Regions from separate parts of the Homo sapiens genome. Here region 1 is linked to region 2. Evidence: chromatin contacts called from ENCODE Hi-C or POLR2A ChIA-PET data. All regions are on one chromosome and are shown on one strand. The core of a region is the stretch at or near the end of the contact, and the rest is flanking DNA. Distances in the headings are between cores, read along the strand shown.

Region 1 (4,719 bases), core at 1,389-3,888, 44 kb after region 2:
TTACATTTTAAAGAATTTTAAAATGCATATTGACCTAAGAGAAATATGGTACCTTATGTATAGTTCAGAAAACAAATTCTCTCTATTTATTCCCACAAATAGGATTTAATGCAACTTGCGGTAAGTCAGCTTTCATTTTGATGAACCTGTATTTGTGATCATCTACTTGATGCATTTCTCTGGCTGAAAGAGCAGCATTGTGTGATAGATCTAAGTAGAAAGATAGAATTGAAAGAAGCTGTATTGAAATAGAACTTTATTTTTCACAGAAAAGATCTTACTTAAATATGATAACCAGCAAATAAACACATGGAAAATCCTCAAAATTTTTTTCATTAGGGAAATGAAAACTAAAGCCACGTTGATTTCTATTACATACTGATTCGAATGGCTAATTTTTTTAAGTTGGAATATCAAGTGCTGGCAGTTAGAACTCTCACACAGTATTTGATGGGAATATATACAAAATAGTACAGCCACAGTTTGGCAGTTTCTTATAAACACGTACTTACCATACAGCCAGCAATCTAATTTCTAGGGTTTTACCAAGAAAGATGAAACATATTCCTACCACACAAAGACCTGTATACAAATTTTTAGCAGCTCTACTCGTAATTGCCAAAAACTGGAAACCATATCCAAGAATGGACTACTACTCAGCACTGAAAGGGAATGTACAGATGCATGCAACGGTGTGGATGGATGTCAAAGGCATAATGCTAAGAAGCCAGCCACGAAAGCCTATACTGTGTGACTCCATGTGACGTTGTAGAGAAATAAAATGACATGAACGGAAATCAGATCAGTGGTTGCCAGGGGGTGGCATGGGGATAAGGTTGACTTATAGAAGGGGAAGAGGGAACTTTTCCCTCCTTTCATTTCTTGTGAGAGAAATATTCTGTACCTTGATTGTGCTGTCGATTACAGGATTATAGAATTTTTTATATCTCAATATAGACATGACAAAGCCGGGCACATTGGCTCACGCCTGTAATCACAGCACTTTGGGAGGCCCGCGCGGGTATATTGTTTGAGGCCAGGTGTTTGAGACTAGCCCGGGCAACATGACAAAACCCTGTGTCTACTAAAAATACAAAAATTGCCCTAGCATGGTAGTACACACCTGTAAACCCAGCTACTTAGGAGGCTCAAGTGGGAGGATCGCTTAAACTCAGGAGGCAGAGGTTGCAGTGAGCCGGGATCACGTCACTGCACTCCAGCCTGGATGACAGAGCAAGACTCTGTCTCAAAAACAACAACAATAACAAAAACAACAACAAAAAAAACAATATTTTGTAGTAACTGTTATAAAAATGGTAAACATCACTGGCTACAAAACAAGATAAATGCATATTTAGCCCTAATTCACAACTGCCTTTATCATAGTATGTAGCTAATTATGCATTTCTTTTTTCCACAAGGGTAAGATTTCTGATTTATTGCATTCACCTCCATTTTCTCCTCCATCATATAGGGAATGACGCAGAACCTTGCCCATAGTAGTTGTTCATAACTGTTGAGTGATTGGAACTTAGAAGCAAAATTTCGTATATGAGTGGAAACATTTAGTAGTTTACAAAAAGCAGTAAGCTCTGAGTATGCATTGCAACTATCAACTTTAAATATTCTGGAGTCAGGTATAGAAATTTTTGTGATCTGCCTGAAATGATGATGGTGACTTGAATAGGGTCTAGCTTCTGCTTCCTCTCTCTGGTGCTTGAATGGAACTCCTGGTGGGTAGAAATCTGAATTCATTTGGTGACCAATTTTCCAAAGCTAGTGTGCCAAGATGAACCCACTTGAAAACTGTGGGTCCTTGGACTTGGCTGCAAGACCAGTCCAGCTGAGGTGGGCTGGCCCAGCATCTGCCGCCTTCATTGTGCTTAATGCTGGATCCATCTGTTTTCTGTCAAAGCCAGTGCCAACAAATTACTAACCTATTAGAGAAACATGGAAATAAGATTGCACTTCTCATTCCTGGCTTTTCCTCTCATATTTTGCTTGGCTTACATATTTGGTTTTTGTTTATTTTGGGAAGAAAGATACGTTATCGAGTAGTTGGGGGGGGCATGAATCATTTTTCACCCCATGCACACATTTTTAAAAGATGGGGGGGGTGATGTTAGTGATGTTGTTATGGCCATTGATGACGATGGCAGCTGTCATTTGTTAGGCAGTGCGGTGCCTGGCGCTGTACTTGTTACTTTCAACCTCTTACTCATTATCGTAGTCACTTTACAGATGACAGAACCACAGTTCAGAGAGGTTAAACCACTTGTCACGCTGCTAGGGAGTGTCAGAACCAGTATTCACACCCAGATGCTGAAGCCTGTGCTTTATCCATTGTTGCCTTTTAAACCGTTTTAAGCCTTTAGAAACTATTTTTGTCCAGGCACGTGAGTCTAATGAGGAAAGTTTCAAAGAAAAGAAAAGGGGACTTTGTATTTCTTCTATCCAATAGAGGCTTCTGTAATTAGAACATTTTTCCTTGACATGCACTTTTGAGTGCCAATTCATGGAATCAACCCAACTGATTGGAGAGAAATAGATTGGCACCCCTGGCCTAAGCGCCTTTCTAAGCACAAGTGCACACACGCGTGTCTTGGTGTGCATAGCTGTGCTCGAACGCATGCTCCCCCAGGTTGCAGATGCTTCCTGCCAGGAGACGAAGACCAGCTGCCGAACTGGGCAAAGCTATTGAAACACAGCTCCTCTCTCTTTAGTATATAACATGAGTGAGAGATGGAGGTAGGGTACAGAGTAACTTAACATCTCAGTAGTTTCTTTCCTTTGTGTTCATTAAGATACAGCCCTTGACTCCCAGTTAAACCCAGGAGGTTGGAGTGCCAGCATTTCCGCATTCCAGCTATAAGCAGAATTCTACAAACTCAGAAACCTTCTTTCTCTAATAAAACCGCATGATGGGTATAGTCTAAACGCTTGTTTTCTAAAACAAGACTAAAACGTTATTTCATTTCCTTCTAAAGCAAAGGGCACATAAGTTTTCACTGAAAAAGGTTTCTTACCAACTGAGTCACTTATCCAGTGTTAGGGGAGGGTGGAAACTAGCCCTCAAGTAATGGCATGAATATATGAATTAATTACTTGTGCATTCAAACTATGAATGAGTATATTTATTTTTAATAAAAGCAAGAGCTAAGAAGGAGCACTGTATTTCACTGATCTTATCAGATCATCTGGAAGCGAAGGGGATGTGAGCTTGGGGAGGAGGAGGAGGAGGAGTCTGAATTCCTTCTCACAGGGAAAAGTCGTGAGGACTGGGACTCTGGGTAAGCGTGGGAAGAGGAAGGGCCCAGCAGCTGGCCCCTGCTCTGTGCCCACCTACCAGGGTGCACAGAAGGTGCCTTTTCCGCCGAGACTGCGTGATGGGAAAACAGACAGGGGAGCCTATGTGTGTCCCGTGGGATGGGAGATTCAGAAGCAACTTAAGAAATTTTTGTAAAGAACTTTGAAACTGATGAACAGTGGTGTTTTTTTATTTTTTATTTTAACTTGAAAACAAAGTTTTGATGGTATCTGCAAACTTCAGCTGTGCAAAAGCAGTGCCTCTTCACGCCGAAGCAGTTTGCCTTTAAGGAGCTGCCAATAAAAAAGCTAATGGCGTGTGGCCCAGCGCACCCGAGGTGTCTGCGCTGTGCCTCTCCTGTTCCTGTTTCCTGTTCCCCTGTGTCTTCCACTTTCTTTCCCAGTTCCTCAGATCTGTTGTTGTGCTCTCTGGCATCCCCTGAAGCCTTTCTCAGCCTTCCAGGTGGTGTTCGGGACTAAGGAAGCTGCTGACTTGACCAGGTCTTACTTGCTGTTGCTAGTGTAGCAGTTTATTAGCTTGTCCCAAGACCGGTCTGTATCAGGAGTCCACAGATTGTGGCCCGCTCTGGCCCACTACCTGTTTTTGTAAATAAGGTTTTACTGGAACATCACCACTCCCATCTGTGTGTGTGGCTGCTTTGGGGGCTACAGTGGCAGGATTGAGCAATCGTGATAGAGACTGTTTGCCCCAAATGCCTGAACTATTTCCTATCTGGCCCTTGACAAAAAGCGTGCCTGCCCACATCTGCACGGACAGTGGCCCGTGCGTCGCCTGTAGGGAATAACACACGCCTCCCGGACAGCCAAATGAAAATGCACACAGTGGCTCTCACAGAGATCAGACGCGCAGTAAATGTGGAGAAGTCTGCAGAGGTCTCTTGCAGATTTGTAGGTGATAGAACTTTATATGTGTGAATTTAAGAAAGCCGGTTTTGACCATTAGGGTAACATTGTTACATAAATGTGCTTTTTCTTAAATATTTGAGAGACTGTGTAGCAGAGTGTGTCATGCTTGGACTCTAAGCTACACTCCAGGATGCCTGGGCTCAGACCTTAGTCCTCCAGTTGTGAGCCACGTGACCATGGGACATTTGTTGTTATTCACAGCCCCGTGCCTTAGGCTCCTCGTCTTCAGCATGAGGATTATAATAATGTGTACCTCCTAGGCTTGATCTGGGGATTAAGTGAGTTAACACAAAGAACTTGGAACTGAGCTTAGCACATAGTAAATGTTAAGTGTTTGCTTTTATTGCAGTTATTAATCCAATCCTACCTCTGCTGGAAATCCTTGAGAAGCTCCTCCTTATGGACAGGATAAATCTCAAACTTAGAAGCCTGGTACACAAGGCCCTGCCAGACCCAGCCTCTCCCCTCTATCCCCCCGTCAGCCAC
Region 2 (4,420 bases), core at 606-3,105:
AGGGTGTGTTTTGATGAGAATGCCAGATTTTCAGCATGGTAGTTGATGTACTTCAGGACATCATGGACTTTCACAGGGGATGCCTCGCAGATCCTCAAGATTCCCAAAGTTAGAAGTGGTTCCTGCTTTCAACCAAATCACATTTTTGGTCATACTGCCTATTTACTATTCATGTCTTCACATCTGAAGTTAACTAAAGTTGAGAAGCTTTCCTTAAAGTTCCATCTTTTATTTAATGGCTGTTTTATCCACAAAGACACAGTTTTTATTCACCTCCCCAGAGTCGGTCCTGAGTGGAGTGGCAAGTGCAGTGGGACCCAGGCTGAGCTGTGCCAGCCGCCACCCTGAGAGTTGTGCCTCAGTCAAACCCAAAGCACATTATATTCCCACACCTTTCAGGCCACTTAGCAGTCATCCAGACTAAAAATGTCTCATTTTAATGCGGAGAATCCTCTGTATGTAAATGTTTTATGACTCCAGTTTATTTTTTTTATTTTTTTTGAGACGGAGTCTCGCTCTGTCACCCAGGCTGGGGCGCAGTGGCATGATCTCAGATCGCTGCAGCTTCCGCCTCTCAGGTTTAAGCAATTCTCCTGACTCAGCCTCCCAAGTAGCAGGGATTACAGGTGCCCACCACCACGCATTTTTGTAGAGACAGGGTTTTATCATGTTGGCCAGGCTAGTCTCGAACTCCTGACCTCAAGCAATCTGCCTGCCTTGGCTTCCTGAAGTGCTGGGATTACAAGCGTGAGCCATTGCGCTGGGCCAACTCCAGTTTATCTTTAATCAAAGCTGTGCTGACTTAAATAGTTAAGTCTAGAAGTCCGTGCATCACCATGTATCCTCTGACTTAACTTGTCCTTTGCCTTGCCAGAGACTTTTCAGTTTCTTTGCCCCAAGTTCTCTGTGGGAAGGTATCTCCCCAAAAGGGATCTCATGGGTATTAGTGATCAGACTATTAAACCAACTTGCAAGGGTCTGTCTTACCCTCGCACCTGTCACAGAGTTATGAGGAGGACCCATGCGAAAAACATTGTGTAGTTTTAGTATGTTTAATTAATAAAAGAAAAGTTCTGGTTTGAATCTATGATAGCAGGCTGGGTGAGTAACGTTTTATAAGTTGGTCTTTAAGGGCTTTTATGAGGACATAATTCACATAGACCACATCATACTCACTTCTGTTTTCTACCTGTTGGCTGATCGTCCTTTATAGCTAATCTATCTTCAAGCCTAGGAGTGAGGTTTAGAAAAAGACTTGGAACACTCAGACCACAGTAGGGAGGAGAGTTGAAAAGCTTAATCCGGCAGGTTTTTGACAGTGTATTAGTTTGTTTAGAATAAAGGTATATGGCCCTGTGAACGGTGCGTGGGAGCTGTCTTGTTCTCTCAAGTTCGGGAATTGGAAGTATCCTTATTCCCTTCATGGCTCGGGAGTATCCAAGTCAGATAGCCTCTGAAGTGCCCATTTATCTGTATTTTTAGGACCTAATGACACATGAATAGTCTGTAATATTTTGGATAAGGATTTAGGAAAGTCTAGCCCCGTTTTGAATGAACTTTCGAGCTGTATGACATGAAAAGGTTTATCTCTCAAAGCAGGGGCTTAACTCCTTCAAGGTGAGGACACCAAATTGCTGTGGTTCTGTGTTCTCAGTTGAAAGGTAGGGAAGAACATTACTTTCTGGTTTATACTGCTCTAATCTGAGATAGGATTTATTCACAATAAAGAATTGTGTTGACAGCCTGTTCACCAACATCTTCCCCACCCCTCTGCCCTGATACAGGACCTTTTGGTAAAGGGTGAGGTGATCTTATTAGAGACAGAGGCACACACACCCCATGCTGAACAATAGGAAGTGTTATAAGTTCACACCCACGCACTTCAGATAAACTGTTAACCGGAACCACTAAGCGGAAGCCTGAGCAGATTCTGTATTTCAGTAGTTTGCTTGGAGCATATCGAAGTTGGTGTCAGCCAGCCTGCTTCTTCATTCTGAGAATAAGTGGGATTTTTTTCCGTTCTTGAAGCAAGTGAAATAGAAAACACTGAACAGAAGGATGCTATGTCTAAATAACTTGTGGGTTTTCTAACTCATCTAAATAAATGCCTGAGACTAGGACATTTGTTGAATGTATGGATTATCAAAAATGTATTTTTCATTTACACCATTAGGTATTATGCAGGTTTTTAAAGAAATGACCCATGAAATCCTTGTGCTGTGTTGCAGAGCTGTACCATCTTACCATACTCTAGCTTCTTACTAACTGAGATAAGATGTACAGTGATTTCCACAGATGCGGAGTCTACCATGCAACCAACCAATGCTGTCTCTTAACAAAATTATATTGTCATTTATCATGGTGGAAGGAAAGATCCTGACCAGTTCTTCATGTTGCAGAAATTAAAGGAGCAACTAAATACAACCCATAGTAAGAAGTTATAGTGTAATTACTAGTGGGTTTGGCAGAATATAAGAAATGCATCCTCCAGAAGATCGGTAAAGTCAGATGGTGGCAGGTGAGACCCGTATTCTACTTTAAAGATTTGAAAGAGAGCCGATTTCCATGAGGCTGTACTAGAATAAAGCAACCCAGTGTTTTAATTTTGGATGCAGCAGCAGAATTGCACAGTCAGTGGGAAGCACAAGATGAACACGATCATAGTAGTAATGTATCAGTATTTGGTTGCTACAATGTGTTCTTTTAATTTCTCACTAAAGTTAATGACACCACCAAGAATTCTTGATGAGTAGAAGAATTAATTCAATTGCTAATTGCTGAAAACCATGAACTATGTATTGATTTTGTAGCACCATCCCATGGGAGTAACTTGATCATGATAGAGTTATTTGCAAAGTGACTGGAAGCATTCCTCATTTCTTCTCAGAATTCAACAAGAACCACAACCAGTTTAATTCACACGGACCTAAGAATAGGTCTGTCTTACCCTTGCCACTGTCACAGAGTTTATGAAGAGGGCCCAAGTACTTGCCACTAAACACCTCATGATCTCCATGTATTGAGGATGATTGGCCAAGAAAATTATCCAAATTTCCATGGTTTCACATGTCTTTTCACATTAATTATAAAAAGCCAATCTTCTTGAATTACTAATCGAAGAATATAATTTAGGACATTGCCCTCTATATAGTGAGTACTCTTTTTTTTTTTTAACCTCATTTGGTACATTCAAGCTATCTCTAATTTACCTGCGAACTTGTAAGACAAATAAATGTATATTCTAGACAGTGCTCTCTCTTTAGCTCCTTCTTTCTTCACTTTTGCCCAGAGTCAGCTAACGTAGGAAAATTGGAAGGATAGAATGGATCTGAGGCATTAAAACCGAAATCAAGTAGTGTCTGTCATTCAGACTCCAGATTTGCTATCTTGACTAATCATGTCAATATTCCATCTCAGATAACTAAATCCATCTTAGGTTAGTTGGCTTTTTAGCTGTAATGATGTGAAAGGAAGGAATAATTTTTCTATGGCCACTACAACTTTTGAAACATGGAATTTCTGAATATTTCTATATCTATTAGTATTACTAATACTGGAGATAATGCAGTATTATTTGAAAAGGGGTGAATGGTTTGTTTGCCAGAATTGGTTGTGGTTCAGAGTTAGTGTTCTTGTTCTTTTTCTATAGTTGTATACTGTAGTAATGTAGAAAGGAATTATCCCCAAGGAATTTTAACCTCAATAAAGGATTAATGTGGGAATCCTATTCACCTCATGTTTATTCTCTACCATCCCAACACAAAAGTAGTAGAGTATAATTTACGCAATTGCATCTGATCAGTAGTTGATCTGATTTGTTGGTTTGTTTCTGATCCGAAAGAGTTGGAAAAATAAAACTACAAGTAATCATTTATCTAAACATTTACCTGCTAAATGTACTTACCATTTAAGTCTTAGACTTTTGCCTGCATTAAGTGCTAAGGAACCCAGCGCATTCTTACATATAGATAGGAGAGAGCATAAAGCAACTTCTGTTACTGACATTTATTTATGAAGCCTTCCCCTTTAAATATGGAAGAATGTGAGATTTCTATGTCAGTGCTGTTGTTATTAAATACTCATCTGTATTGGCTTTTTCAGCAAGTATTCCTCCTGAGTGGTTCTTTTTTTTTTTTTTTTTTTTTTTTTTGAGACGGAGTCTTGCTCTGTCACCCAGGCTGGAGTACAGTGGCGCAATCTCTGCCTCCCGGGTTCAAGTGATTCTCCTGCCTCAGCCTCCTGAGTGGCTGAGATTACAGGTGTACGCCACCACGCCTGGCTAATTTTTATGTACTTTTAGTAGAGACGGGGTTTCACCATATTGACCAGGCTGGCCTCAAACTCCTGACCTCGTGATCCACCCACCTCAGCCTCCCAAAGTGCTGGGATTACAGGTGTGAGCCACTGCACCCGGCCTTCC

What was found. A loop is a pair of places that touch in the nucleus more often than their neighbours do. ChIA-PET counts read pairs that join two places held with the same protein, here RNA polymerase II (POLR2A). Pooled maps may share reads with other maps.
Region 1: a loop to region 2 is called in a map of natural killer cell, with 7 times the contacts of the local background. The contact joins two enhancer-like sites. A Hi-C loop is called at or near these places in 5 of 168 maps with a recorded cell type or tissue (PC-3, chondrocyte, mammary epithelial cell and 2 more) and 10 of 50 pooled maps. POLR2A ChIA-PET finds 5 or more read pairs at or near these places in 4 of 52 experiments (MCF 10A, OCI-LY7, PC-3 and 1 more).

What each region holds. Positions count from the first base shown.
Region 1 is chr6:157,141,378-157,146,096 of GRCh38, forward strand. The region is part of intron 7 of ARID1B (AT-rich interaction domain 1B); the gene reads left to right. Among named protein-coding and RNA genes, the nearest start is that of TMEM242, 180 kb to the right of the region's middle. RefSeq lists enhancers at 3,502-4,351, 4,352-4,719. Within about 2 kb of position 2,639, at least 10 of the 41 ENCODE cell types and tissues checked have a DNase peak (open chromatin) inside an H3K27ac peak, as active enhancers do.
Region 2 is chr6:157,098,481-157,102,900 of GRCh38, forward strand. The region is part of intron 5 of ARID1B (AT-rich interaction domain 1B); the gene reads left to right. Among named protein-coding and RNA genes, the nearest start is that of TMEM242, 220 kb to the right of the region's middle. Within about 2 kb of position 1,856, at least 5 of the 41 ENCODE cell types and tissues checked have a DNase peak (open chromatin) inside an H3K27ac peak, as active enhancers do.